2 separate regions of the Homo sapiens genome follow, and region 2 is linked to region 1. Evidence: read pairs that join two places in POLR2A ChIA-PET (ENCODE). Cell type or tissue: PC-9. All regions are shown on one strand. Each heading gives the region's core, and the rest is flanking DNA. Links, peaks and the distances in the headings are about the cores only. Region 1 has its middle 55 kb from the start of ZNF675. Region 2 holds the start of LOC105372334 (a long non-coding RNA gene).

Region 1 (16,267 bases), core at 4,335-12,334:
TCTGATTTCACCAGTTCCAAAGGGAAATAATCAACATGCTTATGGTCAGAATTTTTTCAATCAAGCTGTGTTAATAAGAATGTTGACGTGTGGAAAATAAAATTTTACAATTCAAAAAAAAGTCTTTTATTCATAAAAATAGTGATTAATTTTTAAAACTGTATCCTAAAAAGGACTAAATATTTGTAATCTGAAGTGTTTCAAATGTACTCTACTAATTAGTTTAGTCTTATACCACATTAACCCGTAATTTTTTATTTTTTTATTTTTGAGATGGAGTCTCGCTCTGTCGCCCAGGCTGGAGTGCAGTGGTGCAATCTCGGCTCACTGCAAGCTCAGCCTCCCAGGTTCATGCCATTCTCCTGCCTCAGCCTCCCGAGTAACTAGGACTATAGGCGCCTACTGCCATGCCCGGCTATTTTTTTTTTTTCTTTTTTTTGTATTTTTAGTAGAGACGGGGTTTCACCATGTTAGCCAGGATGATCTCGATCTCCCGACCTCGTGATCCGTTCGCCTCGGCTTCCCAAAGTGCTGGGATTACAGGCGTGAGCCACCGCGCCCGGCCTTAACCTGTCAAATTTACAAAAATATTTTTATCTAAAATATTTTCAGGCTTATTGTACTTCCTTTGAAAACGTTGACATTTTAAAATTTAATTTAATTTAATTTTAGCTGGACCACGAATCAAAGTAATTCAGGTCTCTGAAGCAAAGCTGAAACTGCATGTGCTGAGAGTGACATTTTTTAAAAATTGTTTTTATTTCCAAAGGTTATTGGGGAACAGGTGGTGTTTGGTTACATAAGTAAGTTCTTTAGTGGTGATTTGTGAGAGTCTGGTGCACCCATCACCTGAGCAGTATACACTGGACCCTATTTGTAGTCTTTTATCCCTCACCCCCTTTCTACCCTTTCTCCCTGTATCCCCAAAGTCCATTATATTATTTTTATGTCTTTGCATCCTTACAACACAGCTTCCACTTATTAGTGAGAACATATGATGTTTGGTTTTCCATTCCTGAGTTACTTCACTTAGAATAATAGTCTCCAATCTCAACCAGGTCGCTGAGAATGCCATTCGTTCATTCCTTTTTAAGGCTTGGATAGTATTCCCATCCTATACGTATACCACAGTTTCTTAATCCACTCAATTGATGGGCATTTGGGCACGATTTTGCAATTGTGAATTGTACTGCTATAAACATGCATGTGCAGGTATCTTTTTCACATAATGACTTCTTTTTTTCTGGGTACCCAGTTATGGAATTGCTGGATCAAATGGTAGTTCTACTTTTAGTTATTTAAGGAATCTCCACCCTGATTTCCATAGTGGTTGTACTAGTTTACATTCCCACCCACAGTACAGAAGTGTTCTTTGTTCATTGAATCCATGCCAACATCTACTATTTTTTGATTTCTTGATTACGGCCATTCTTGCAGGAGTAAGTTGGTATCACATTGTGGTTTTGATTTGCATTTTCCTGATCATTAGTGATGTTGAGCATTTTTTCCATATGTTTGTTAGCCATTTATATGTCTTCTTTTTATAATTGTGTATTCATGTCCTTAGCCTACTTTTTGGAAGGATTGTTTCTTTTTTATTCTTGTTGCTTTTTTTGAGTTCTTTGTAGATTTTGGATATTAGTTCTTTGTCAGATGTGTAGATTGTAAAGATTTTTCCCACTCTGTGGGTTTTCTGTTTACTCTGCTGACTTTACTTTTGCCATGCAAAGGCTCTTTAGTTTAATTAAGTCCCAGCAATTTATCTTTGTTTTATTGCATTTGCTTTTGGGTTCTTGGTCATGAAGTCCTGCCTAAGCCAATGTCTAGAAGGGTTTTTTTCAATGTTCTAGTTTCAAGTCTTAGATTTAAGTCCTTAATCCATCTTGAGCTGATTTTTGTATAAGGTGAGAGGCGAGGTGAGGATCCAGTTTTATTTTCCTACATGTGACTAGCCAATTATCCCAGCACAATTTGTTGAAAAGGGTATCCTTTCCCCATATAATGTTTTTGTTTGTTTTGTTGATGATCAGTTGGCTGTAAGTATTTGGGTTTATCTCTGGGTTCTCTATTTTGTTCCATTGGTCTATGTGCCTATTTTTATACCAGTACCATGCTGTTTTGGTGACTATCGTCTTATAGTACAGTTTGAAATCAGGTAATGTGATGCCTCCAGATTTGTTCTTTTTAGTTAGTCTTGCTTTGGCTATATGAGCTGTTTTTCAGTTTAATATGAAGTTTAGAATTGTTTTTTCTAACTCTGAAGAATCATAGTGGTATTTGGATGGGAATTGCATTGAATTTGTAGATTGCTTTTGACAGTATGGTCATTTTCACAATATTGATTCTACCCATCCCTGAGCATGGGAGGTAATTCTATTTGTTTGTGTTGTCTATGATTTCTTTCAGCAGTGTTTTGTAGTTTTCTTTGTAGAAAGCTTTCACCTCCTTGGTTAGACATATTCCTAAGCATTTAATTTTTTTTGCAGCTATCGTAAAAGGGGTTGAGTTCCTGATCTGATTCTCAGCTTGGTCACTGTTGGTATACAGAAGAGCTACTAATTTGTGTACATTAATTTTGTGTCTGGAAACTTTGCTGAATTCTTTTATCAGTTCTAGAAGCTTTCTGGAGGAGTCTTTAGGGTTTTCTAAGTAAACAATTATATCATCAGCAAACAGTGACAGTTTGACCTTCCTCTTTACTGATTTGGATGCTCTTTATTTCTCTTGTTTGATTGCTCTGGCTAGGACTTCCAGTACTATGTTGAAGAGGAGTGGTGAGAGTGGGCATCCTTGTCTTGTTACAGTTCTCAGAGAAAATGGTTTCAACTCTTCCACATGCAGTATTATGTTGGCTGTGGGTTTGTCATAGATGGCTTTTATTACATTGAGGTATGTTCCTTGTATGCCTATTTTGCTGAGAGTTTTAATCATAAAGCAATGCTGGATTTTGTCAAATGTTTTTTCTGCATCTATTGAGATGATCATGTGTTTTTTGTTTTTAATTCTGTTTAGGTGGTATATCACATTTATTGACTTGCAATGTTAAACCAACCCTGCATCCCTGGTATGAAACCCACTTGATCATGCTTTGTTGATATGTTGTCAGATTCGGTTAGCTAGTATTTTGTTAAGGATTTTAGCATCTATTTTCATCAGGGATATTGGTCTGTAGTTTTTTGTTTGTTTGTTTTTGGTTATATCCTTTCCTGGTTTTGGCATTAAAATGATACTGGGTTCATAGAATGAAGGAAAACCCAAGGAAGGGTTTTCTCTCTCTCCATCTTGTGAAATAGTGTCAATAGGATTGGTACCAACTCTTCTTTGTATATCTGGTAGAATTCTGCTGTGAATCTGTCTGGTCCTGGACTTTTTTTTGTTTGTAATTTTTTAATTATCATTTCAATCTTGTTGCTTGTTATTGGTTTGTTCAGGATATCTAATTCTTCCTGATTTAAGCTAGGAGGGTTGTATCTTTCCAGGAATTTATCCATCTCTTACAGGTTTTCTAGTTTATGCACATAAAAGTGTTCATAGTAGCCTTGAATGATCTTTTGTATTTCTGGGGTGTCAGTTGTATCTTGTTTCATTCCTTGTTGAGCTTATTTGGCTTTTCTCTCTTATTTTTTTGGTTAATCTTGCTAATGGTCTATCAGTTTTCTTTATCTTTTCAAAGAACCAGCTTTTTGTTAAATTTATTTTTTGTGTTGTTTTCTTTGTTTCAACTTTATTTAATTCTGCTCTGATATTGGTTATTTCCTTTCTTCTGCTAGGTTTGGGTTTGGTTTGTTTTTGTTCCTTTATTTCCTTGAGATGCGACCTTAGATTGTCTGTGCTCTTTCAGACTTTGATGTAGGCATTTAGGGCTATAAGCATTCCTCTTTGCACCACCTTAGCTGTGTCCTGGAGGTTTTGATAGATTTTGTCCCCTTTTTCATTCAGTTAGAAGAATTTTATAATTTTCCTCTTAATTTCATTTTTGACCCAATAATCATTCAGGAGCAGGTTATTCAATTTCCATGTATTTGCGTGATTTTGGGGGTTCCTTTTGGAGTTGATTTCCAGTTTTATTCCGCTGTGGTCTGAGAGAGTGCTTGATAGAATTTTAATTTTCTTAAATTTATCGAGGCTCATTATGTGGCCTGTCATATGGTCTGTCTTGGTGAAAGTTCCATGCACTTTTGAATAGAATGTATATTCTGTGGTTGTTGGATGAAATGTTCTCTCTCTATATATATATCTATCTGTATATAGATAGATATATAGATATCTATCTGTATATAGATAGATATATAGATATCTATCTGTATATAGATAGATATATAGATATCTATCTGTATATAGATAGATATATAGATATCTATATATCTATATCTTTCATAAACGTACACAATTCTTTGACTGTTTCAAGAGTCAGGCTATACTTTCAGCTTGTCTTGTTTCTGTGAATATGGTGGCAGAAATCATGGATTTGAGGATCAACTGGGCTGGAGTCAAGCAGTCCCCTACCGTTTATTGGCTGAATGAGCTTAGGAAATCATTTGTTTAACCTTTAAGGCTCAATTGTCTCATCTGTAAAATGAGCAGGATATTATCCATCTCATTGTTAAAATCAAATTAAATAATTGAAATAAAGTGTGTAACACTATGCCTCGACACAGGTAGATATATCTATATATCTATATCTATATCTATATATCTATATATATATATAGAGAGAGAGAGAGAGAGAGATACATTTGTTCCCGTGTATAGTTTCAGTACATTGTTTCTTTGTATACTGTCTTGATGACTTTTTTTTTTCTTAGATGAAATCTGCTCTCTCACCCAGGCTAGAGTGCAATGGCATGATCTTGGCTCACTGCAACCTCCACCTCCCAAGTTCAAGTGATTCTCTCACCTCAGCCTCCCAAGTAGCTGGGATTACCGGTACCTGCTATCATGCCCAGCTAATTTTTTTACTTTTGTAGAGACAGGGTTTCATCATCTTGATCAGGCTGGTCTTGAACTCCTGACCTCAGCTGATCTGCCTGCCTTAGCCTCCCAAAGTGCTGGGATTACAGGCATGAGCCACCACACCCAGGTGACCTTTCTAGTGCTGTCAGTGGAGAATTAAAATCTCCCACTATTATTGTGTTGCTGTCTATCTCATTTCTTAGGTCTATTAGTAATTGTTTTATCAATTTGGGATCTCCACTGTTAGGTGCATATATGTATAGAATTGTGATATTTTCCTGCTGGACAAGGCTTTTTATCATTATATAATGTCCTTTGTCTTTTTTAACTGCTGTTGCCTTAAAGTTTGTTTTGTCTGATTTAAGAGTAGCTACTCCTGCTTGCTTTTGGTGTCCATTTGCATGAAATGTTTTTCCACCACTTTACCTTAAGTTTTTGCGAGTCCTTATGTGTTAGGTGAGTCTCTTGAAGGCAGCAGATGGTTGGTTGGGGAATGCTTATTCATTCTGCAATTCTGTGTCATTTAAGTAGAGCATTTAGTCTATTTACATTCAGTGTTAGTATTGAGATGTGAGGCACCATTCCATTCATCATGCTATTTGTTGTCTGTATACTTTGTTTGTTTTTGTTTTTTAAATTGTATTTTTGTTTTTTAGGTCCTGTGAGATTTACGCTTTAAAGAGGTTCTGTTTTGATATGTTTTCAGAATTTGTTTCAAGATTTAGCTCTCTTTTAGCTGTTTTGTAGTGGTGACTTGATAATGGCAAATTCAGCATTTGTTTGTCTGAAAATTATTATCTTTTCTTCATATGTGAAGCTTAATTTTGCTGGATACAAAATTCTTGGCTGATAATTGCTTTGTTCGAGAAGGCTGAAGATAGATCCTCAATCCCTTCTCGCTTGTAGAGTTTCTACTGAGAAATCTGCTGTTAATCTGATAGGTTTTGTTTTATAGGTTACCTGGTGCTTTTGTCTCACAGCTCTTAATATTCTTTCCTTCATCTTAACATTAGATAACCTGATGAAAATGTGCCTAAGCAACAATCTTTTTGAGATGAATTTCCCAGGTGTTCTTTGTGCTTCTTGCATTTGGATGTCTAGGTCTCTAGCAAGGCCAGGAAAGCTTTTCTCAATTATTCCCCTAAATATGTTTTCCAAACTTTTAGGTTTCTCTTCTTCTTCAGCAGCACTGATTATTCTTGTTTGGTCATTTAACATAATTCCAGACTTCTTGGAGACTTTGTTCATATTTTCTTATTCTTATTTATTTATTTATTTTTGTCTTTGTTGGATTGAGTTAATTCAAAGACCTTGTCTTAGAGCCCTGAATTTTTCTTCTACTTGTTCAATTCTATTGTGGAGACTTTTCAGAGCATTTCACATTTCTAAAATTGTGTCCAAAGTTTCCTGAATTTTTTATTGTTTTTTCTTTCAGCTATCAATTTCCTTGAATATTCCTCCCTTTACTTCTTGTATGATTTTTTTTGGATTTTCTTGCATTGGGCTTCACCTTTCTCTGACCTCTCCCTGATTAGCTTAATAATTAACCTCCTGAGTTATTCTTCAGGTAAATTAGGGATTTCTTCTTGGTTTGAATCCATTGCTGGTGAACTAGTGTGATTTTTTGGGGGGTGTTAAAGAGCCTTGTTTTGCCATATTACAAGGGTTTGTTTTCTGACTTCTCATTTTGGTAGGCTCTGTCAGAGGGAAAGTCCAGGGCTGAAGGCTGTTTTCAGTTCTTTTGTCCCACTGGGTGTTGTAGTACTCTTCCCCTTTTCCTATGGATGTGACTCCCTACGTGCCAAAATGCAGAGATTTTTGTCTCTCTTCTGGGTCTAGCCACCCAGCAAGTCTATGTGACTCTGCGCTGGTACTGGAGTTGTCTGCACAGAGTCCTGTGATGTGAACCATCTATAGGCTTCTCAGCTGTGGATACCAGCACCTGTTCTAGTGCAGGTGGCAGCGGGGTGCAATAGACTCTGTGAAGGTTTTCAGTTTTGGTGGTTTAATGCTCTAGTTTTGTGCTGGTTTGTCTCCTGCCAGGAGGTGGTGCTTTCCAGAAAAGCATCAGCTGTAGTAATATAGAGGGGGACCGGAAGTAGGCGGAGCCCTAGAACTCCCAAGATTATATGTCCTTTGACTTTTGCTACCAGGGTAGATAGAAAAGGACCATCAGGTGGGGGCGGGGATAGGTGTGCCTGAGTTCAGACTCCTCTTGGGCAGGTCTTGCTGTGGCTGCTGTGGGGTATGGGGGTGAGATTCCCAGGTCACTGGAGTTGTGTACCTAGGAGGATTATGGCTGCCTCTGCTGAGTCATGTATGTTGTTAGGGAAGTTGGGGAAGGCTGACAGTCACAGGCCCCAGCCAGCTCCCACACAAACCAAAGAGCTGGTCTCCCTCCTACCATGTACCCTGCAACAGCCCCGAGCCTTCTTCCAGGCAGAGGGTGTGATGGGCTTGAAAACTTGCCCCCAGCTAACCACCTCCCAAATGTGAAAGAAAGGGGCTTGGTTCTTCCCCCACCTGTGAAATCTGCACACCAGATTTGTGCCCTACCCACAGAGGGCTTCTCAGCTGTGGATACAGGAGAGAAGCTTCTTGCCCCATTCAAATTGTCACAAAGTTCAGCTAGAGATTTCCTTCTCCCTGTGGAGTTTTACCTCCTGCTCCTCTGGTCACCCTCCTGATGGATCCCTTTGGTGCCAGACAAAAATGGCCCACTAGGGGATTCAGTGAGCTCCCAGGCCTTTCTGCTGCTTCCTCTACCCCTATATTTCGCTTGGCTATCTAAATTGACTCAGTTCCATGTAAATTCAGAAACTTCTCCTATAAACAGACCTTTAGCTTCTCCAGTGGGGGTGTGTGTTCAGGAGAGGAGAATCTCCCTTTCCTACTTCTACAGTTTGGACACTCACAGTATTTGGAGAGTCTCCTGGATCCTGCAGGAGCAGTCCATTTTCTTCAGAGGGTCTGTGGGTCCTCTTGGGATTTCTGGCTTGTTCTTGCAGTAGATATGGAGCTAAAATTCACGATGCAAGCTTCAGCAAGCTGCTCTGTCTGGAGATGCAATCTAGTCCTGCCTCCTGTCCTCCATGATGATCCAACACAAAAGTACAGTATATTTTAAATTAAAAAGAGTAAACTGGGCCGGGCACAATGGCTCACTTTTGCAATCCCAGTACTTTGGGAGGCCAAGGCAAGCAGCCACTTGAGGTCAGGAGTTCAAAACCAGCCTGGCCAACATAGCAAAACACCATCTCTACTAAAAATACAAAAATTAGCCAGGCATGCACCCCTGTAGTCCCAGCTACTCAAGAGGGTGAGGCACAAGAATTGCTTGAGCCTGGGAGGCAGAGGTTGCAGTAAGCTGAGATCACACCACTGCACTCCAGTCTGGGCGATAGAGCAAGACACTGTCTCAAAAAAAAAAAAAAAAAAAGAAGGAAGCCATGAAGCCGTAGGTAACATGTAGTGAAGACTTCTCATGTGCCAGGCCCAGTGCTTACTTAACCTAAATGATCCCACTGGATCCTTACATCATGCCAACAGAGACGTATTATTACATGGATGTCTAGAAGTACAGTCGCCCCTTGGTATTCAAGGGGGATTGGTTTCAGGACCAACCCTACTCTCCTCCATGGATACCAAAATCCAAGGAGTCTCAAGTTTCTGATATAAAATAGTGTAGTGCTTGCACATAACCTATGTACATCCGACTATATACTTTAAATTATCTCTAAATTATTTATAATACCTAATATTAATTTATAATACCTAATATAATACCTATGCATTACTTCATTAGCATAAGTGCAACATAGTACTTGGTGAGGTTTTAAGTTTTGCTTTTGGGTACTTTGTGGGAATTTCTTCCCAAATATTTTCCAGACATGGTTGGCTGATTCCATGAAGGTGGAACCCATAGATAAAAAGGGTCTAAGTATTAGAGCCAGAGTAAACTGTATGTATTAGTATTATATATTTGAGGTTCAGACTCACAAATAATATTTCTGTTTATGATTTGAAAACTTCAAGGTTTTGTTTTTCATCTGTATATATACAGAACAGTGTATAGTGCTAAATTATTTGTTTCTTAAAATGCCAGCCACAGCTCTTGTGTGTCTGGATATATTTTGGACTTTTGTATGTTTAATATAACATAAAAAAGAAACTTTATTATGTTTTAGATAATCTAAGATTGGTATGCATAAACAAACTTTACAAATTACTGTAGCGTTTAGCAAACTATGTAATATTATGACTTTAGTATATTTACTTTTTGATGTCTGAGTCTTTTTTTTTTTTTTTTCTTGAGATGGAGCTTCGCTCTTGTTGCCTAGGCTGGAGTGCAATGGTGCAATATTGGCTCACTGCAACCTCCGCTTCCCCAGGTTCAAGTGATTCTCCTGCCTCAGCCACCCTAGTAGCTGGGATTACAGGCATGCACCACCATGCCCACTAATTTTTTGTATTTAGTAGACACTGGGTTTCACCAGGTTAGTCAGGCTGGTCTCAAACTCCTGACCTCAGGTGATCTACCTGCCTCAGCCTCCCAAAGTGCTGGGATTACAGGCATGAGCCACTGCTCCTGGCCTAAATTTTTTTTTTTTTAATAAAAGATAGGATTTTAAAAAAATGTCTCCACAAATTCAGGCTTATTTTATAAAATGGCAAAATAGTAAAGAAATGGTGATTAGTGTATATATATATATACACACACATATATGCTGCCACTCAATTAAAATACCAAATATTTAAATCAAAATTATTTAGACAGCAGATTAAAATAATTTTTTGATTTTCTGACTACTGTGATAGACATTCACAAACATTTCATAAATCATACCTATCAGTATTAGGTTTTACTTAGTAGTAATATATATATAAAAGAGCTGTTCAAGATGAATATTTTTCACCAATAATTTAGCATTTTGAAATATCCAGAAGTCTTGCTTTAATCAGATTAAGTCAGGGGATAGTTGAGTAATTATATTTTTTGTATGATGTGTTTAAAATTTTCTAGTTTAAATTGATATTGATTGATGATGGGTAAACAAATCAATTTTATAAATATCTCATAGGCCTATTAAATTGTTGAATTTTTTTTTTTTTTTTAGACGGAGTTTCCCTCTTGTTGCCCCGGCTGGAGTGCAATGGTGCGATCTTAGCTCACTGCAATCTCTGCCTCCCAGGTTCAAGCGATTCTCCTGCCTCAGCCTCCCAAGTAGCTGGGATTACAGGTGCCTACCACCACGCCGGGCTAATTTTTTTTGTATTTTTAGTAGAAACGGGGTTTTTCCATGTTGGCCAGGCTGGTCTGAACTCCTGACCTCAGGTGATCCACCTGCCACAGCCTCCCAAAGTGCTGAGATTACAGGCGTGAGCCACCACGCCTGCCTGAAGATGTTTTTAATTAAAAAATTCTGTCTTTCGGTATTGTTTACAGGGATTTTAGTCTAGTCTAATATGCTCCACCTGTTAATTAGTGTCACGTGCTAGATTCCAATTTATTTTCAGTGTGCCTGTATGACTTTTCTATCCATATTTTTTGAATAAAATTTCTATTACTTATTCGAATGTGTTATAATACAGCTGACACATTTAAAATGAAGCCACCAGTTAAAACAAGTTCTGGCTTAGAATAAAAAAGCTGTTACCAAGATAGAGTTATATATACAGATGGATGTGGCTCGACAAAATTTAGACAAAAAAAAATTGAATGGAACTAACATATGTTGCTATGACTTAGCCTCTAATGAGCCTATAAATAAATGCAGATTTCAGCACATTTATCCAGTTGCTTCCAGTACCTCTAAAGGTGGCATATCAATAATTCTTATGCTGCTGTCTAAGAAAACAGATTTTGCTGTTACCTAAACAATCAACTGGAAGGATTTTTTTTTTTTTTTCCTGAGACTGAATCTCGCTCTGTTGCCAGGCAGGAGTGCAGTGGCCCGATCTTGGCTCATTGCAACCTCCACTTCCCGGGTTCAAGTGATTCTCCTGCCTCAGCCTCCCGAATAGCTGGCACTACAGCCACCCACCATCATGCCCGGCTTTTTTTTTTTTTTTTTTTTTTGAGACAGAGTCTCGCTCTGTCGCTAGGCTGGAGTGCAGTGGCGCAATCTCGGCTCACTGAAACTTCCACCTCCTGGGTTCAAGTGGTTCTCCTGTCTTAACCTCCCGAGTAGCTCTGACTACAGACGCGCGCCACCGCGCCGGGCTAATTTTTATGTTTTTAATAGAGACGGGGTTTCACCATGTTGGCCAGGCTGGTCTTCAACTCCTGACCTTAGTTTACCCGCCCGCCTCCGCCTCCCAAACTGCGGGGATCAAAGGCGTGAGCCACCGCACCCGGCCTGGAAGGAATTTTTAAAACCTTACACCACATAAGGAAAAACTGAAATGTACTAATAAATGCAAACTACATCAGTGAAAAGTAGTAATCCAAAATGTCACTTTCAATATTTAAACATTTGGTTAAAAAAATTGATAAAATAAAGCTTTTCGTAAGCTTTCTGTAGCTTAACATGAGCTATAAAGTAGGCAAAAATCTTTAAAAATGAAAACAAACAAAAACTTACACCAAAAAAAGCTAACATCCACCAATGCATACATATGAATCTTTGTGTTTGGAGAGTCCAAAGCGAAACATTTGGTGAACTTGATGCAGTTAATTTTACTATATTGTCATACTGATAAATCATTCATATTTAATTTGAGTGAAACATGTTCACATCTTAAAAATACTGCTTTGTACTATGAATAATAAATGTAAAGTGTTTATCCTCAAGAGGACCCTTGTTCTCAACTCAACATATATGGCAATCCATTCCACTGTTTCCTCCAAACCATTGAGGCCTCATTAAAGCTCCAATATGGGGTGAGAGGGACTCAACAACAGAGAATGTGAAACAAGACGGATAAGGTAGGATGGTCGCTGTAAGGCTCAGGGATTGCCTGGGGGATTCCAACATCATAATGTCAACTATGAAGATTACTGGGTAAAAATAAACATAAGAAGCTGAAAACACCGTGACTTGAATTTGGTGGAAAGGAGTCTCTGGAATCATAAACAGTTGTACCAAAAGAATTGAGCCAGAGTGGCATGTATCTAAAGAATATTAAGGCAAATGTTTACAAGCACATTAGTATTTGTTCCTAATCTTATTAATGTAGCAATATCCTTTCTGTAATGTCAGCTTCTCCAAGCTACGATGCCATAGACAAACTAAGACAAGCGCCTAATATGTTACAGGCAATTAGATTTGAAATTTAACAAACTTGCAATAATTTTATTGAACTCTGTTTCATGTATAAATCTCACTGAAAGGCACTATCAAGTAACTATTTTCCACAGTCTTTTCTGGGATTTTCTGTGCCTGATTCCAAATCAACCTTATTTGAATCCTAGTCATTTCTAAATCTTCAGATGTAATAACAGAAAGACAGTAGAAATGAAGCCAAGTTACCCCAAACAATCCATGTCTAATATATTTGGTTCCCCAAATGAACTAAAATCACACAAGCTAGACAACAGTGGGTTTAAAATTCAGCCTAAATTCAACAGCAGCAGTCAAAACCATATGCAAAAATGAGCAAAGTCACAATGTAGACACCCTTAATATGTTATTCCAGGAAAAATAATAAAATTCTTATTTTGGTATTTTTTAGAAAGGATAAATACATTAAATATGACAAAATATACCCACTCAATTAGAATATCTTTAAATATGAATAATTTTATTTTTATTGTTAAATATTTAATATACATATATAAAAAAGACTTTCAGTGAAAAGACTTGTAGCTACCAGGTGTGAATTAAAGCAGCCCTGTGAAAAATAGAATGTTTTACTAGTAATGAAAATTGAAGCTCCAAGGATGTAAAATAATTTCTCTTGGGCACACAGCTAATGACCCAAAGCTAGCTCAAATATGTTTGATTTTAAAATTTTGATTTTCCCGGCCAGGTGCAGTGGCTCACGCCTGTAATCCCAGCACTTTGGGAGGCTGAGGTGGGCGGATCACCTGAGGTCGGGAGTTTGAGACCAGCCTGGCCAGCATGGAGAAACCTTGTCTCTACTAAAAATACTAAAAGTACAAAATTAGACAGACGTGGTGGCACATGCCTGTAATCCCAGCTACTCGGGAGGCTGAGGCAGGATAATTGCTTAAACCCAGGAGGTGGAGGTGGCAGTGAGCTGAGATCGTGCCACTGCACTCCAGCCTGGGCAACAAGAGCAACTCTGTCTCAAAAAAAAAAAAAAAAATTGATTTTCCCACTGTTGACAATGATGATGTAACAGTTGAATCTTATCTCAAAGTTGGTAGTTAGGAATAAATAAAGACAAGTATTATTGAGATAGGAGAGGTAGTCAAGAAAGTGACCATGTCCTCAGCATGCAGCAACCATGGCGACTGTAATGGTGACTGCATATTGTCAACTCAATAAGCCCCATCATTTACATTGTATTTCAGGTAATTCAAGCAAAGCTATCTGCAGTAGGAAAATTTCTCTGTAGAGAGCATGCGCATTTTGATTTTACCTGTTCTCAAACTGATCTTTTACTCATGATGACAGTAAAAAACACATCCGTGGTGGAGAATTTTTTTTTTTTTTTTTGAGACGGAGTCTCACTCTGTCGCCCAAGCTGGAGTGTGATGGCGTGATCTTGGCCCACTGCAACCTCCACTTCCTGGGTTCAAGCTATTCTTCCACCTCAGCCTCCCGAGTAGCTGGGATTACAGGCACATGCCACCATGCCTGGCTAATATTTTGTATTTTTAGTAGAGACGGGGGTCTCACCATGTTGGTCAGGCTGGCCTTGAATCCCGACCTCAAGTGATCCGCCCACCTCGGCCTCCCAAAGTGCTGGGATTACAGGCGTGAGCCACCGTGCCCAGCCTAACTTTTATTTTATTACATGTGTTCCACATTGCCGTGGTAATGCTGTTGAACTGCACTATTTTTACCAGAAGATCATCTGTGTGAATTTGAATAGACTGACACTGTTGAGGACCAGCTCAGCACACGCACTTGAACTGTAACTCTGCTTTTCAGGCAGCTAAAATGCCTTTGAAGTGTGAAAATAAGGTGACCGCTGATTAAGCAGAGCAGAGAGTTTTTATTTATTTGTTTCTTTATTTCTTTTCTTTTCTTTTCTTTTCTTTTTTTTTTGACACTGAGTTTCGCTCTTGTTGCCCAGGCTGGAGTGCAATGGCGCTATCTCAGCTCATCGCTACCTCTGCTTCCCGGGTTTAAGTGATTCTTCTGCCTCAGCCTCCTGAGTAGCTGGGACTACAGGCGCCCACCACGCCCAGCTAATTATATTTTTAGTAGAGACGGGGTTTCTCCATGTGTCAGGTCGGGAGGTTGAGCTCCCGACCTCAGGTGATCCACCCACCTCGGCCTCCCAAAGTGCTGGGATTACAGGCGTGAACCACCGGGCCTGGTCAAAAGACACAATTTATATTTTAAAGTTAAAATGGCCTGGCTCAGTTGCTCACGCCTGTAATCCCAGCACTTTAGGGGACCGAGGTGAGCGGATCACCTGAGGTCAGGAGTTCGAGACCAGCCTGACCAACATGGAGAAACCCTGTCTCTACTAAAAATACAAAAATTAGCCGGGCATGGTGGCACATGCCTGTAATCCCAGCTACTTGGGAGGCTGAGGCAGGAGAATCGCTTGAACCCAGGAGGCGGAGGTTGTGGTGAGCTGAGATCGCACTATTGCACTCCAGCCTGGGCAACAAGAGCAAAACTTCGTCTGTAAATAAATAAATAAAGTTAGCACTATTGTACTCCAGCCTGGGCAACAAGAGCGAAACTTCGTCTCTAAATAAATAAATAAATAAAGTTAAAATACTTCTAGAAATTAAAAAAGTAAAGAAAAAAGAGATATAAAAACAAATTAAAAAAAGAAGAAAGAGGATTACTCACAGTAGCTAAGATATTGTATGAGCCAAGTGTTCTTCAACAGGTGAATGAATATAGAAAATGTGGTATATTTACACCACAGAATGCTATTTAGCCCTTAAAAAGAAGAAAGTATTGTCATTTGCGACAATATTGATGAACCTCGAGGACATTATGCTAAGTAAAATAAGTTATTATCATCTCAGCTTTGATTCACCAGGCAATTGAATCATATCTTGATGAGTCAGAACTGAAGGAATAATATATTTGTTAAAGCAGTTTGGGTTGTATATTACAATTTCAGATGATTCACAAAATAGTATATTTTCTACTCATGTCACTATCTCCTGTGAGTTTATTTTTCCCTGAGACAGAGTTCCACTCTTGTTACCCAGGCTGGAGTGCAATGGCACCATCTCGGCTCACTGCAACCTCTGCCTCCGGGTTTCAAGTGATTCTCCTGCCTCAGCCTCCCGAGTAGCTGGGATTACAGGTACACGTGCCACCACGCCCAGCTAATTTTTGTATTTTTAGTAGAGACGGGGTTTCGCCATGTTGGCCAGGCTGGTCTCGAACCCCTGACCTCAGGTGATCTGCCCACCTCGGCCTCCCAAAGTGCTGGAATTAGAGGAATGAGCCACTGCTCCCGGCCTCCTGTGTAAGTTTTTGTTGTTGTTAAGAGGACTTCAAAGGCAGGCGCGGTGGTTCACGCCTGTAATCCCAGCACTTTGGGAGGCTGAGGCAGGCAGATCACAAGGTCAGGAGATCGAGACCATCCTAGCTAACACGGTGAAACCCTGTCCTACTAAAAATACAAAAAGTAGCTGGGCTCGGTGGCACAGAGCCTGTAGTCCCAGCTACTCTCGAGGCTGAGGCAGGAAAATCGCTTGAACCCGGGAGGCTGAGGTTGCAGTGAGTCGAGATCTCCAGCCTGGGTGACAGAGCGAGACTAAGTCCCAAAAAAAAAAAAAAAAAAAAAAAGGAAAACCAAAAAACAAACAAAAAAACCAAAAGAGGACTTCATCATTTTTTAGGAATTACATCTTCTTTCATTTTCTCTCTACATCTTTCTCGTTCTTCAGCCAATGGATGAAAAAAGAGATGCAGAGAAGACACATTTGCTTCTTATCCACACATCACTTCCATTCACTATTAGTCAATGTGGTTGTTGCTGAGAATAGCAGTTTCTTAGCCGGACAGCCACTTCTCAGCAATAAATAACACACTGAAAGAAAAGTATAAGTCTTTCATCAAAAGATACTGTATTTTAAGCAAAATAAGCATATGCATCAATAATAAAATGCTTGTGGTAAAATAAAGAATTTTTTTTATGGCCGAGGGCGGTGGCTCAAGAATATAATCTCAATACTTTGGGAGGCTGAGAAGGGAGGATCACT
Region 2 (16,267 bases), core at 4,515-12,514, 150 kb after region 1:
CTGTATAATCCTTGGCTTATGCTTCAGAATCTCCCCATGAAAATTCTCTGTTTTAAGTTGACTATTACTCATGTTAGACCCATAATTTTTGTTTGTTTGTTTGTTTAATAGTTTTTTTTTGTTTTTTTTTTGAGACGGAGTCTTGCTGTATAGCCCAGGCGGGAGTGCAATGGTGCTATCTTGGCTCACTGCAACCTTGGCATGACATTTTCAAGCAATTCTTCTACCTCAGCCTCCCAAGTACCTGGGATTACAGGTGCCTGCCACCATGCCCAACTAAGTTTCATATTTTTAGTAGAGACAGGGTTGGTCAAGCTGGTCTCAAACTACTGACCTCAGGTGATTCACCCACCTTGGCCTCCCAAAGTGCTGGGATTACAGGCATGAGCCACTGTGCCCAGCCTGTGTAATAGTTTATGAAGTATTCATTATGTGAGCTAGTCTGTAATTATAAGAATAATTTTTTTTAAAATCTCATTGTTCCATAATTTAATGGGGTACAGGTGATACTTGGTTGGATGAGTAAGTTCTTTAGTGATTTGTGAGATCCTGATAGACCCATCAGCTGACCAGTATACACTGCACCATATATGTTGTCTTCTATCCCTCCTTTTTCCCACTCTTCCCCCCAAGTCCCCAAAGTCTATTGTATCATTCTTATGCCTTTGTGTCCTCATAGCTTACCTCCCACATATCAGCGAGGACACACAGCGTTCGGTTTTCCATTCCTCAGTTACTTCACTTAGAATAATAGTCTCTAATCTCATCCAGGTCATTGCAAATGCTGTTAATTCATTCCTTTTTGTGGTTGAGTAGTATCCCAACATATATATATATATACACACATATATACACACACATATACACACCACACCTTCTTTATCTACTCGTTGATTGATGGGCATTTTGTTTGGTTCCACGATTTTGAAATTGTGAATTGTGCTCCTAGAAACATGAATGTTTAAGTATGTTTTTCTATAATCAGTATTTGGGTTTATTTTTGGGTTCTCTGTTTCATTGTTCTATGTTTCAAATAATGACTTCTTTTCCTGTGGGTAGATACCCAGTGGTGGGATTAAATGGTAGTTCTACTTTTAGTTCTTTAAGGAATCTCTACACTCTTTTCTATAGTGGCTGTACTAGTTTACATTCCCACCAGCAGTGTAGAAGTGTTTCCTGATTGCTTCATCCATGCCAACATCTACAGTTTATTGATCTTTTGATTATGGCCATTCTTGCAGGAATAAGATGGTATTACATTGTGGTTTTGATTTGCATTTCCCTGATCATTAGTGATGTTGAGCTTTTTTAAATCTATGTTTGTTGGCCATTTGTATATCTTCTTTTGAGAGTTGTCTAATCAAGAGCCCACTTTTTTATGGGAATTTTTTTTTTACTGAGTTGTTTGAGTTCATTGTAGATTCTGGATATTAGTCCTTTGTCAGATGTATAGATTGTTAAGATTTTCTCCCACACTGTGAGTTGTCTGTTTGCTCTGCTGACTGTTCCTTTTGCCGTGAAAAGCTCTTTAATTTAATTAGGTCTTAGCTATTTATCTTTGTTTTTACTGCATTTGCTTTTGGATTTTTGTCATGAAATTTTTGCCTAGCCAATGCCTAGAAGGGTTTTTCCAATGTTATCTTCCAAAATTTATACAGTTTCAGGTCTTAGGTTTAAGTTCTTAAGTCATCTTGAGTTGATTTTTGTATAAGGTGAGAGATGAGGATCCAGTTTTATTCTCCTACATGTGGCTAGCCAATTATTCCAGCACCATTTGTTGAAAAGGGTGTTCTTTCCCCACTTTATGTTTTTGTTTGCTTTGTTGAAGATCAGTTGGCTGCAACTATTTGGGTTTATTTCTGGGTTCTCTGTTCCATTGGTCTATGTGCCTGTTTTTATACCAGTACTATGCTGTTTTGGTGACTATGGCCTTACAGTATAGTTTGAAATCAGGTAGTGTGGTGCCTTCATTTTTTTTTTTTTTTTTTTTTTTTTGCTTAGCCTTCCTTTGTCTATGTGGGCTCCATATGAATGTTAGAATTGTTTTTTCCAACTCTGTTTTTCTAACTCACCATCTTCAGAATGATGGTGGTATTTTGATGGGGATTGTGTTGAATTTGTAGATTGCTTTTGGCAGTATGGTCATTTTCACAATATTGATTCTACTCATCCATGAGCATGGGATGTGTTTCCATTTGTGTCATCTATTATTTCTTTCAACAGTGCTTTGTAGTTTTCCTTGTAGAGGTCTTTTGAGTCCTTCATTAGGTGTGTTCCTAAGTATTTTATTTTTGTTGAGTTATTGTAAAAGGGGTTGAGTTCTTGATTTAATTCTCCGTTTGGTTGCTGTTGGTGAACAAAAGGGCTACTTATTTGTGTAGGTTAATCTTGTATCCAGAAACTTTGCTGAATTATTTTATCAGTTCTAGGAGCTTTCTGCAGGAGTCCTTAGGGTTTTCAAGGTAAATGATTATATCATCAGCAAACAGAGGCAGTTTGACCTTTTGTTTACTGATTTGGATGCCCTTTATTTTCTGTCTTATTGCTTTGGCTAGGACTTCCAGGATTGTGTTGAAGAGGAGTAGTGAGAGTGGGCATCCTTGTCTTGTTCCCGTTCTCAGAGGGAATGCTTTCAACTTTTCCCCATTCAGTATTATGTTGGCTGTGGGTTTGTCATAGATAGCTTTTATTATATCAAGCTGTGTCCCTTGTGTGCCAACTTTGCTGAGAGTTTTAATCATAAAAGATGCTGGATTTTGTCAAATGCTTTTTCTGAATCTATTGAGATGATCTTGTGATTTTAGTTTTAAATTCTATTTATGTGGTGTATCACATTGTTTTACCTGTGTGTGTTAAACCATCCCTGCATCCTGGTATGCAATCCACTTGATCACAGTGAATTATCTTTTTGACATGTTGTTGGATTTAATTAGCTAATTTTTTGTTAAGGATTTTAGCATCAATGTTTATCAATGATATTGGTCTGTAGTTTTCTTTTTAGGTTGTGTCTTTTCCTGGTTTGGGTATTAGGGTGATGCTGGCTTCATAGGATGAATTAGAGAGATTTCCTTCTTTCTCTGTATTAGTACTGATTCTTTGAATATCTGGTACAATTCTGTTGCGAACCTCTCTGGTCCTGGACTTTTTTTTGTTGGTGATTTTTAAATTACCATTTTAATCTCCCTGCTTGTTATTGGTCTGTTCAGGGTATGTAATTCCTCCTGATTTAAGCTAGGAGAGTTGTATTTTTCCAGGAATTTAAGTATCTCTTCTAGGTTTTCTAGTTCTTTTGTAAAGGTGTTTATACTAGCCTTCAATGATTTTTTTGTGTTTCAGTGGTGTCAGTTATAATATCTCCTGTTTCATTTCTCAGTGAGGTTATTTGGATTTTCTCTTTTTTTCTTTCTTAGTCTTGCTAATGGTCTATCAATTTTATGTATTTTTCCTAAGGAGAAGCTTTTTGTCTCATTCATTTACCTTTTGTATTTTTTTTTGTTTCAATTTCATTTAGTTCTTTTCTGATCTTGGTTATTTCCTTTTTTTCTGCTGGGTTTGGGTTTGGTTTGTTCTTGTTTCTCTTTTCTCTAGTTTCTTGAGGTATGACCTTAGATTGTCTGTTTCTGCTCTTTCAGACTTTCTGATGTAGGCACTTAGGGCTATGAACTTTCCTCTTAGCACCACCTTTCCTGTATCCCAGAGGTTTTGAAAGGCTGTGTCATTATTGTCACTCAGTTAGAAAAGTTTTTAATTTCCATATTGATTTTGTTTTTGCCCCAGTGCTCATTCAGGAGCAGGTTACTGAATTTCCATGTTTTTGCATGGTTTTGAAAGTTTCTTTGTGTGTTGATTTCCAGTTTTATTCCACTGTAGTCTGAGAGAGTGCTTGAAATAATTTCAATTTTCTTAAATTTATTGAGGCTTGTCTTATGGCCTATCATATGATCTATCTTGGAGAAAGTTCCATGCGCTATTGAGCAGAATGTGTGTTCCATGGTTGTTGGATGAAATGTTTTGTGTATATCTGTTAGTCCATTTTTTCCAAGGTGTAGTTAAATTCATTGTTTCTTTGTTGACTTTCTGTCTTGATGACCTGTGTAGTGCTGTCAGTGGAGTATTGAAGTCCCCCACTATTATGATGTTGGTGTCTATCTCATTTCTTCTGTCTATTAGTAATTGTTCTATAAATTTTGGAGCTCCAGTGTGATGTTTGTATATTTAGGATTGCATATATGTTTAGGATTGTGATGTTTTCCTGTTGGGTCAGGCCATTTACCGTTATATAATGTCCTTCTTTGTCTCTTTTAACCACAGTTGCTTTAAAGTTTGTTTTGTCTGATATAAGCATAGCTACCCCTGCTTACATTTGGTGTCCATCTGCATGAAATGCCTTTTTACACCCCTTTACTTTATTTGAGTCTTTATGTTAGGTGAGTCTCCTGAAGATGGCAGATAGTTGGTGAGTTCTTATCCATTCTGCCGTTCTGTGTCTTTTAAGTGGAGCATTTAGGTCATTTACATTCAATGTTAGTATTGAAATATGAGGTACCATTGCATTCATCATGATCTTTGTTGGCTGCATACTTTGGTGTTTTGTTGTTGCTGTTGTTGTTGTTGTTGTTTTGGAATGGAGTCTGCTCTGTCACCCATGGTGGAGTGCAGTGGCTCGATCTTGGCTCACTGCAACATCCGTCTTCCAGGTTCAAGTGATTCTCCTGCCTCAGCCTCCTGAGTAGCTGGTACTACAGGTGCTCACCACTACACCGGGCTAATTTTTGTATATTTAGTACAGACAGGGTGTCACCATATCAGATAGGGTGGTCTCGAACTCCTGACCTTGTGATCCACCCACCTCAGTCTCTCAAAGTGCTTACTGGAATTACAGGTGTGAGCCACTGCATCGGGTATTTTTTTTTAACTTGTATTTTTATTTTATAAGTCTTGTTTGATTTATGCTTTAAAGAGTTTCTGGGCTGGGCACAGTGACTCACTCCTATAATGCCAGCACTTTGGGAGGCTAAGGCGGGTGGATCACCTGGGGTCAGGAGTTTGAGACCAACCTGATCAACATGGAGATACCCCCTTCTCTACTAAAAATACAACTGTTTCTTTCCTTCATATATGATGCTTAGTTTCATTGGATGCAAAATTCTTGGCACATAATTGTTTTGTTTGAGGAGGCTGAAGATGGGGCCCCAATCCCTTCTAGTTTGTATGGTTTCTCCTAAGTAGTCTGCTGTTAATCTGGTAGGTTTTCCTTTATAGGTTACCTGGTGCTTCTGTCTCACAACTCTTAAGATTCTTTCCTTTGTCTTTACTTTGGATAAGCTGATGACAGTGTGCTTAGGCGAAGATCTCTTTGCAATGAATTTTCCAGGTGTTCTTTGTGCTTCTTGTATTTGCATGTCTAGGTCCCTAGCAAGGCCAGAGAAGTTTTCCTTGATTATTCCCTCAAATATATTTTTCAAGCTTTTAGAATTGTCTTCTTCCTCAGGAACACAAATTATTCTTAGGTTTGGTCATTTAACATAATTCCAGACTTCTTGGAGGCTTTGTTCATATTTTCTTATTCTTTTTTATTTGTCTTTGTTGAATTTGGTTAATTCAAATATCTTGTCTTTGAACTCTGAATTTCTTTCTTCTACTTGTTACTGCTGAGACTTTCCAGAGCATTTCGTATTTCTAAAAGTCTGTGCAAAGTTGCCTGAATTTTTGATTTTTTTTTCTTTAAGCTATATATTTTGTTGAATATTTCTTCCTTCACTTCTCATATGATTTTTTTTTTATTTTGTTGCATTGGGCTTCACCTTTCTCTTGTCTCTCCATCATTAGCTTAAGAACTAACCTCCTGAATTCTTTTTTTAGATAAATCAGGGATTTCTTCTTGGTTTGGATCCATTGCCAGTGAGCTAGTGTGATTTTTTTTTTTTGTGGGGTGTTGACAAACCTCCTTTTGTCATACAACCTGGTTTGCTTTTCTGGTTCCTTCTCATTTGGGTAGTCCCTTTCAGAGGGAAGGTCTAGAGCTGAAAACTGTTGTTCAGATTTTTTTTTTTTATCCCTCAGGGTGTTCCCTTGATGTAGTACTCTCCCCCTTTTCCTGTGGATGTGGTTTCCTGTGAGCTGAACTACAGTGATTGGTTGTCTCTCTTCTGGATCTAGCCACCCAATGAGTCTTCCCAGCTCCAGACTGATACTTGGGGTTGTCTGCACAGAGTCCTGTGATGTGAAGTGTTTATGAGTCTCTCAGCCATGGATACCAGTGCCTGTTCTGGTGGAGGTGGCTAAGGGTGCAATGGACTCCATGGGTGTCCTTAGCTTTGGTGGTTTAATGCTTTATTTTTGTGCTGGTAGACCTCCTGCCAGGAGATAGTGCTTTCCAGAAAGCATCAGCTGTAGTACTGTTGAAAGGGACTAGCAGTGGGTGGGAACCCAGGACTCCCAAGATTATATGTCCTTTTTCTTCTGCTACCATGGTGTTTAGGGAAAGACCAATGGGTGCGGGGGGTGCTAGGCATGCCTGAGTTCAGAGTCTCCTTGGGTGGTTGTTGCTGAAGCTGCTGTGGCAGATGGGGGTGAGATTCCCAGGTCACTGGAGTTGTGTACCTAGGAGGATTATGGCTGTCTTTGCTGAGTCATGCAGGGTGTCAGGGAAGTGGGGGAAAGCTGGCAGTCACAGGCCTTACTCAGCTCCCATGCAAACGAAAGGGCTGGTCTCACTCTCACTGTGCCCTTCATAACAGACCTGAGTCTGTTTCCAGGTGGAGGGCGAGTTGGGCTTGAAAATTTCCCCAGGCTTTCTGTCTCCCAGCTGCGGGAAAAAAAAGGGCTTTAGTTCTTCCATGCCTGTGAAGTCTTCAAGCCGGATTCATGCCTTCCCCCAAGTTCTGGCCATAAGTCTTCTTGCCCCATTCAAATTGTTACAAAGTTCAGCTAGGGAAGTCCTTCTCCCCTTGGAAGTTTTACCCCCTGCTCCTCTGTCCTCCCCTTGATGGATCCCTGTGGTGCTAGGCAGGAATGGGCTCCTTGGGGATTCAGCGAGCTCCCAGGGCCTCTTTGTTGCCTCCTACACCCCTGTATTTCACTCAGCTTGGCTCTCTAACTTGACGCAGCTCCAGGTAGTTAGAAACTTCTCCCACAAACAGACTTTCAGCTTCTCCAGTGGGGTTGTGTGTTTAGGAGAGGAGGATCTCCCTTTCCCACTTCTGCAGTTGTGGCACTCACAGTATTTGGGGTGTCTCCAGGGTCCTGCAGGAGCAGTCTGCTTCCTTCAGAGAGTCTGTCCTGATGCCTTTAAAGACACAGTCTCAAGATGAAATGGTGATTTGTTCAGATAATCTCTCCTGAGAAGGAATCAGAGAAGAGAGGAAGAAATGGTTGATTGTCAGGTAAGTGTGTCCCAGGTCAAAATTCTGTCCACATTTTCTTCTAGAATGTCATGTATTTAGAATTGCAATAATTTACATTTCTACTTCTGATGCTTTTGCCTAACAAGATTATTTGAACTACATTTCTCTTGTCTTCTCGTGACAGTGAAAGGACCTCATTAAAATAATTCACTTCTATATATCAGAACCTTATCTTTATTCTCTCCATCCAGGCTTCTTACATATCACAACTAATACCTTGAATTTATACCCTGAAATATTGAGAGTATTCCCTTTGTTGACAGATCAGCCTGGGCAGGTGGGGATATAAAACATTCTTATTGGGGATGGTGCTGGGTCCTCAGATATCAGTGAGGGAGAAAACCGCACCTTTTGGGTTCCATCGGAGGGCTCCATCAGCTCTATGAAGAACATAATTTTTAAATGCACACTTTAAAAGGATGAAATTAATAGCCTGGAATAATTTAGAAAGATATTTAAAGGAATGAATTCAAAGAAATTTGCCTTCTAGAATGCTAAAAGAGTTTTTAGATACACTACTAGAAATTACAAAACATGGGCAACATATGTGGCTTGAACTTTACATAAAACACATTTTTCATGATTAGATTCAGATTATAATTTATGTTTTTTGGCCAGTAGTCTCACAGAGTCATGTTGCATCCTCCTATATGTATCAGCACCTGATACCAATCTGTCCCATTAATTTTATTAACTTGGTTAACGTGTTTTCTGAAGAATTTCTTCACTATAATGTTTCTTTTTAAAAACTGTATTATTAATAGGTATTTTGGAGAGGTGACTAATGTGCATAAACAATCACATTTACTCTGAAAGCTCCCCTATCATGCCAAGTGTCAGGTTCCAGCCTAATCTGAGGTCTAACAGGAGTGGGTGGGTGAGTGGTGGGTTGCTGGAAAAACAATCAAGGAACTATGGGAATTTTTGAGATGGCTTTTTTTTCTCTCTAGGCACAAGCCTGAGCACGAGCCCTGTGTACAGGGTGAGCAGCTTTACTCTCCCTCTCCCTCCTGTCCACCTGTCTGTGTACTCTTTTCACTCAATAGTGGATCAGAGCCAAGTATGAGCTTATACAACCAGGTTACATAATAAGTAGAATGGTGCACCTGCACTCTAAACTAACTGAGTCATGCTGAACCAGACGTTTACCATGGCCTATTTTTGACCACAGAACATCCATTTTTCTTACACTCTTTTTCTTAATAGTTTCTCTTTGTTTATACATTGCTTTGGAAAATGAAGGCTGTCATCTTTGTTTACTGGTCATATACATGGGGAAAAAACCCAGGTTCTATCACTTACTAGATGTTTTACAGAGTATTTTTCTTAAGCTAGAATCATTGACATCATTGGTGAGTTTGTTAGCAATACAGTAACTCAGGTCTCATCCCAGATCTCTTGAATTAGAATACGTATTTTAACAAAATCTCCAGTTTATTAATGTATGCATTAAAATTCGAGAGGTAACTTCTAACTTACTGTGACTTCTCCATATGAGAACTGTACACACCTTACTCTGTATAATGTATATATGGCACTCAAAACTGTAAATGCTTGTGTTTTTGCCATAAATATTATGCTGTGTCATTCAGAAAACTATAATACATACACTGGTTTTGTGGATCTTGTTTCATCCTCTTTCCTCAGAATGAAGGAATACATTAGAGAATCTTTCTCTATTGAACAATATTTTATTGGATAATGCCAGTCTCTTATGTGAAACAGAGCCAGTTCTCTTAACTCTCAAACACTTAGAGTAAAATTAATAATTCTGCCTATGACCACTTGCTAAGTATGTGTGGGTCTTTGGGTTTATTTTAGGAAATGTTAACTTTCAAGGCTGTGGCCATAGAATTCTCTCAGGAGGTGTGGAATGTCTGAATACTGCTCAGTGAAATTTGTTCAGAGATGCAGTGTTAGAGAACTGCCGAAAACTGGTCTCTCGGTGTCAATACATTTTCCCCAGGTTTTCTAATACACCCTAAGGCTTCTATTTTCTCCCTTTGTAGAATGATTTTGGCAGTTTTTCCTCTGCACAAATTATTTTTAGATCAACACTTTTAAGGAAAACTTGAAGGTTTACTGGAACAGAAAAGAAAATCTTCAAGATGTTTTAACAGGAAACTTCCCCTTTCTTGAGCTAATCTGTATTCTTCACTCTAGATTAATGGTCATTCTAGAAATTCAGTGGCATTAAATATTCTTGCCCAAATATTAAAATTCAATATCCAGCACCAATTTTAAATTCAATAATATTGAATAGTAGAGCTAAGGACCCAGAAATGTAAAATATGTTCTAAATATTCAAAAGTTTCTGTCAGAAAACAGTATTTTGGAATTAAATTTCTAGAATCTTTCATATTTTCTCCTCTCTACTGAACATGGTACAAGGTTGGTAACTGTAGAATCTCAGCAAGTTATGTTACTTTTTTCTAACAAAACAGGCCTTGCTGTCTCTAAACCTGATCGCATCTCCTGCCTTGAGCAAATAAAAGACCCCTGGAATGTGAAGAGACATGAGACAGTGGTCAAATACTCAGGCAGGTAAGCATGAATGAAGCAGATAACACAGACGAGAGGTACAAAGGTCAAAAAGAATTGCAGACCTTAAAATGTGGTATGGGATGCTCTGCTTCAGTGGAAATGTTTCCTAAAAAGCCATTTTTTATTCTGTAGCTTTTGTATAGGAGCATCATTTGTCCCATACCATTAAATTCTCTATGGACGTTACTTGCTATTTAGTGATTTTCCTTTGAAGGTACCGTGAGAGCTAAAGTCCTCTTTATGGCTTATAAGGTGCTGCATGATATGCCTCCTCTTCCATTGCTTCAAGGGGGGATATAAGAATATCTCTGAGTATTTTGAGGAAGTGCATGTTAGATCATTTCTGAAGTTTTCTTTTTCCATCATATCTGAAGTGTGTGAGAGCAGTGGTGACATTAAGATTTGTTTCAGAAATCTCAGGAACATCAATGACAGATGTTACTTGCTATTTCTGTATTTTTTCTTTTCTTTCTTTCCTTTTTGTTTTTGTTTGTTTGTTTGTTTGTTTGTTTGAGGCAGAGTTTTGCTCTTGTTGCCCAGGCTGGAGTACAATGGCATGATCTCAGCTCACCACCATCTTCCCCTCCTGGGTTCAAGTGATTCTCCTCTGGGTTCAAGAGATTCTCCCACTTCAACCTCTGGAGTAGCTGGGATTACAGGCATGTGCCACCATGACCAGCTAATTTTGTATTTTTAGTAAAGATGGTGTTTCCCAATGTTGGTCAGGCTGGTCTTGAATTTCCGAACGTAAGTGATCCTCCCGCCTTGGCATCCCAAAGTGCTGGGATGACAGGCGTGAGCCACCGTGCCCAGCCTCTATTTTTTCTTTTTGATATTAGTAATTTTAACAGATTTGAAGTCATACCTCATCACTGTTTTCATTTGCAGTTGCCTATTTGTAGGTGATATTAGGTATCATTTTCATGTAATAAACTAATTTTCTTTGAGTAGATACCCAATGATGAGGTTTCTGAATCAAATCGTAGTTTTATTTTTAGTTGAGATTGAGCATGTTTTTTATATGCGTGTTGGTTATTTGTATGTCTTTATTGAAAAATGCTTAGTAGTATTTGCTCATTTTTCAATGGGATTTCTTATTATTATGATATTTTTGAATTGTTTGAGTTATTTGTAAATTCTGAATATTGGTTTCATGTTGGCCCATAGTTTGCAAATATATTCTTTTATTCTGTAGGTTGCCTATTTATCCTGTTGATTTTTTTTTTTTTTTTTACTGTGCAAAAACTCTTTTGTGTCCCATTTGTCTATTTTTTATAATAATAATATAATAATAGTTTTCTTTGTTGTGTCCTTGGCTAGTTTTGGTATCAGGGTGATACTGACCTCAGAGTGACTTAGGGAGAATTTAATTATCTTCAATTTTTGGGAAGAGTTTAAGGAGGATTATTATTCTTTGTATATTTGGTAGAATTTGGCTGTGCGTTTATCCAGTCCTGAGCTTTTCTTTGTCGAGATACTTTTTATTACTGACTCAATCATGCTACTCATTACTGGTTTGTTCAGGTACTCTATTTCTTCCTGGCTCTATCTTGGGAGGTTGTATGTTTTCATGAATTTATTCATTCTTTTTAGGTTTTCAGGTTTATTAGTGTCTAGATGTTTATAATCATTTCTAGTGAACTTTTGTATTACTGTTGTATCCATTGTAATGTCTTCTTTCATAACTGATTTTGTTTATTTAGATTTTCATTCTGTTTGTGGTTAATCTACCTAGCAATTTACCCATTTTGTCTTTTTGGAAAACCAACTCTATTCTGTTGATCATTTTTATTGTTTTTCATCTCTATTTCATTTGGTTCTGTTCTGATTTTTGTTATTTTTTTCTTCTAACTTGGAATTTTGTTTATTATTAATTTTCTAGTTCCTTGAAGAGTGTGTGATGTCAGGTGCTCAATATGTAAGCTTTCTACTTTTTTGATGCAGTCATTTAGGCTGTAAACTGCCCTCTTAGTATTATATTTGCTTTATCTCACAGGTTTTATTATATTGTGTTTGTCTTTCCATCTTTTTTCCCACACATTTTTAATTTTTATCTTAATTTTCTTTTTGAAATGGGTTTTAATCTGTCACCCAGGCTGGAGGGCAGTGGAACAATCTTGGCTCACTGCAACCTCCACCTTCCAGGATCAAACCATCTTTTTATCTCAGCCTCCCGAGTAGCTAGGACCATAGGTGCGCACCATTACATCTAGCTATTTTTTAAAATTTTTTATAGAGATACAGTTGTGGCATGTTGCCCAGGCTAGTCTCAAAGTCCTGACCTCAGGTGATTCACCTGCCTCAGCCTCCCAAAGTGCTGGGATTACAGAGATGAGCCGCCACTCCTGGCTGGCCATTTTAATTACTTCATTTACAGTTTTTGGGAACAAGCCCCCCAAAATCTGTCCATAAACTGGCCCTGAAATTGGCCATAAACAAAATCTCTGCAGCACTGTGACATGTTCATGATGGCCATAACACCCACACTGGAAGGTTGTGTGTTTAGCAGAATGAGGGCAAGGAGCACCTGGCCCGCCCAGGGCAGAAAACCACTTAAAGGCATTCTTAAGCCACAAACAATAGCATGAGTGATCTATGCCTTAAGGACATGCTCCTGCTGCAGTTAATTAGCCCAACCTATTCCTTTAATTTGGCCCATCCCTTCATTTCCCAGCCTGACCAATGTGGTGAAACCTGTCTCTACTAAAAATATAAAAATTAGCTGGACGTGGTGGTGGGTGCCTGTAATCTGAGCTACTGGGGAGGCTGAGGCAGGAGAATTGCTTGAAACAGGGAGACAGAGACTGTAGTGAGCCTACATTGCACCACTGCACTCCAGCCTGGGCAACAGAGCAAGACTCCATCTCTCAAACAAGTAAAATAAAATAAGTAAATCAACATGCAGTAGTCAGTGAGCATCAGCCATGCAATTGTGCTAGGTACAGAAGATGGAAAAAATATCCTTGAGGTAGGAGAAACATGTTAACAGATAAATTACAGCAGACAGACTTGATAGACGAGGGTAAAAGTTATTAGGAACAGAAGGCCTAATTCTCCCTAGAAAAGGTACTATTTGAGATGGGTCTCAACGAAGAGTAAAGAGTAAATATTCTTTGCTGGGGGAAGGGGATGGAGACACAACAAAAAGAACAACCCATGCAACAGCAGGGGCAGTAAAGAATTATTCAGTGTGTCAGTGATGTGGAAGACAGAGACAAGAGCCAAGACTAGCAATTTGGTTTGGAAGCAGATATGGGTCTTCGTAAAACAAGTGAAGGAGTTTGGATTTTTCTTTTTGCAGACAGCAGGGAGGCAAGAGATGTTATTAGGCAGGCAAACAATGACAGCAGCTTTTGTTTTTGAGGATGATGACTCTGGCAGCAAGCTGGAAGATTAACAGCAGTAGAGAGAAACTGGTGGCAGAAAATTAAGAGGTGCTTATGACTCAATGAGGGCCTTAGGTCAGAAGTGATTAAACAGCCAAAGTCAGTGACTGAAGCATGGTTTTGAGGAGAGCCTGGTGACTGATTGGACATGGGGGTGAGAGAGACATGCATCAGGACAGCCATCAGTAATGTTCCTGGCCTAGTAGGTTGTGTGCATGGCAATCACCTTCCAGAAGGAATGGACATTACTTTCATTTTTACAAGTACTTGCAGGGTGAGGGACTTGTAGTGTGATCAGGATCACAAAAGATTACTGCTTCAGAAAAATTGTAAGTGAAAATGTAGAGTTAGAGTTGTCAGTTTATAGGTTAAAGGAGAGGGCACAAAAGCACCAGAATGCACAGGGCACTCTGCAGGAACAGAACTCACTCCCAAGTATGGGAGGTGAAAGGTTGCTGCAGAGAACAGGTACCTGGCAACTGACTGCAATGGGATGCTTACAGTCTGTCCACTGATTTCAGAATTTTAAAACAACTATTCTCAAGTGTTGCACATGTCTCTAAGGTAAGTGGGAGCCCAGACCACTGTGGAGGCAACTGTCTGCTTACTGCAGGCAGCCCTTTCTTTTCTGGAATTCAGTCTCCTCATCTTCCTGCCTTATCTCGTGCATATTTCCTGCTTGTGTAGTAGGGTGGAAAGTGGAAGGGCAGGACAAAGGTCAAATCAGTGGCACTTATTTGCTAAACATATACTAGACAGTTCTGGTGTGAGGCCTGGGGTCCCAGATCATATAAATTATCACTGTCTCCTTTATTGCATCCCTGTATTGTCCCCATCCATCTCAGCCAGGGCAGCTGGCTAACATCCACTCTCTCAAGACGACATGTGTGGACAGAAGACCTGGCTCAGAAACACCAGTCTATGAAAAGGGCAGATAGTTATGTAAGAATTTTGCAAAAACTTGAGAAATTAAAATAAGGGAGACTATGAATGCAAAAACATTAACTATCAAGCTAGTAAGAGCTAGTTCAAAGAATTTTTTTAAAAGATATACTCCACGTAACTGAAAACATGAGGGAGACTGGCAGATGACAGCATCAGAGCGAATTTCCTAAATAACTCAGGTAGGAGCCACCTACCAAAACAACTTTACAGAGCCAATGCATCTCATTTGTTGAAGAAGCTGATGAGTTCTAGAGCTCTTATTTACTATGGAGTTTTCAAATACACTGAATACCACTTAATGTTTTCCTCAATCCCAAGCTTCTTGTAAAACTTTGACCTTGCCAACCATGGCATCTTAGAGGCAAATAAAAGCTTACTTACTTTATGGAATTTCAGATTTCTAAATATAGCACATGCAATACAGGGAATGCACCCACTGTGCTTGTGGATGCAATAAAGGCCACTACTACACCTCTCAAGCAGGCTTGCTTGACTTCAGCTCTGCTGACATTTGTGGCTATCCTGTGCATTGTAATATGCTGAGCAGCATTTCTAGTGTCTGTATACTTAAGGCCAGTAGCACCCTTCCCCAAAGCAAATCACTCAAAAATTCAAAATTCTGGAAAGGAAATCCACAGTGGATACCCACAAAACTTCCTGATCTCAAAATAAACCACTTTATTCCATATGTAGGTTTTGAGTTTCTGGAACATTTATTTATCTTTACAACAATCCCATGAGGTAGAAAGGCTACTGAAAAGATGTCTATCATCATATTCATCAATGGCAACGTCACCAGAGGCTAAAGTTTCATTTGAAATTCCCTTATACCTTCAAATTCAATCAAATTTATTTTGAAAAAAAAAGGTCTTTATTAAAAATAACAACACACATACACAGAGGTAAATAAGCAGTATACATTTAAATCTATGATTTTTTTTTTTTTTGAGATCAAGCTGACTCTATAAAGCAGGTGTTCCATGGAGCTAGATGGTAGTTAGGAATTGTGGATGCTGAGCTTAATTTATTGCCAGCCACTGGGTACCTCATAAAGCAGCTATAAAATGGGTCAACATACCCACCCAACCCTAATAGTGTTGTTCTGAGTATAAACATGGAATCTTTCCTGAATGATTTCAAAGAAGCAGGGTGAAAATAACTTAGTCCAAGAAGGTACATCAAAATGAATAAAGAACATTTTAAAGTAATTAAACTACCAGAAATATCACACATTTATATAGTCCTACCCCATTGTCTCTGAGAACACGGAAAAAAGAGAAAATACAAAGCAAGCTAGGGAAAGACAAATACAGTTTTTAAAAGCTCTAATTAACCCCACTAAGAATTTTTTTGGCTACCTGGTGTATGTCAGGCACTGTACAATGTAGGGCAGTGCTCCTCAACCCTGTTGGCACCAGGGTCTGGTTTTGTGACAGACAATTTTTTCACGGATGTGGCAAGATGGTTTTCTATTGGTATGATTTAAGCGCATTACACTTACTGTGCACTTTGTTTCTATTATTACATTATAATATATAATGAAATAATTATACAGCTCACCATAACGTAGAATCAGTGAGAGCCATGGGATTGTTTTCCTGCAACTAAAGGTTCCCATCTAGGGGTGATGACAGACAGTGAGAGATCCTTAGGCGTTAGATTCTCGTAAATAGTGTACAACCTACATCCCTCACGTGCGCAGTTCACAATAGGGTCTGCACTCCTACGATAATCTAATGCTGCTGCTGATTTGTAATGCGAGTGATGGGGAGTGGCTGTGAATCCTGATGAAGCCTCGCTCATCCACTGCTCACCTCCTGCTGTGCGGTTTGGTTTATAACAGACCACAGACTGGTATCAGTCTGTGCCCTGGGTGTTGAGGACTCCTGATGTAGGGCAACAATGTTTATTCATTTATTTATTGAGTGTAGTGCTGTAATCTCAGCTCACTGCAATCTCTGCCTCCCGGGTTCAAGTGATTCTCCT

What was found. ChIA-PET counts read pairs that join two places held together with the same protein. Peaks named below come from ENCODE experiments on the same cell type or tissue, not always from the same donor. Only the 100,000 strongest peaks of a DNase experiment are listed, where the experiment ranks them.
Region 2: POLR2A ChIA-PET joins it to region 1 with 5 read pairs; 2 of 35 experiments call an interaction of 5 or more read pairs at or near these places.

Annotation. Positions count from the first base shown.
Region 1 is chr19:23,623,887-23,640,153 of GRCh38, reverse strand. No RefSeq gene overlaps it. Among named protein-coding and RNA genes, the nearest start is that of ZNF675, 55 kb to the left of the region's middle. In PC-9, for the core only: no CTCF peak of the experiment used is centred there; no DNase peak of the experiment used is centred there.
Region 2 is chr19:23,473,429-23,489,695 of GRCh38, reverse strand. It overlaps LOC105372334 (a long non-coding RNA gene), which reads left to right and starts at 228. Exons shown (of 3, transcript XR_936479.2): 1 at 228-256; 2 at 7,242-7,385; 3 at 9,851-14,667. In PC-9, for the core only: no CTCF peak of the experiment used is centred there; a DNase peak (open chromatin) is centred at 8,465; H3K27ac peaks cover 3,604 bases.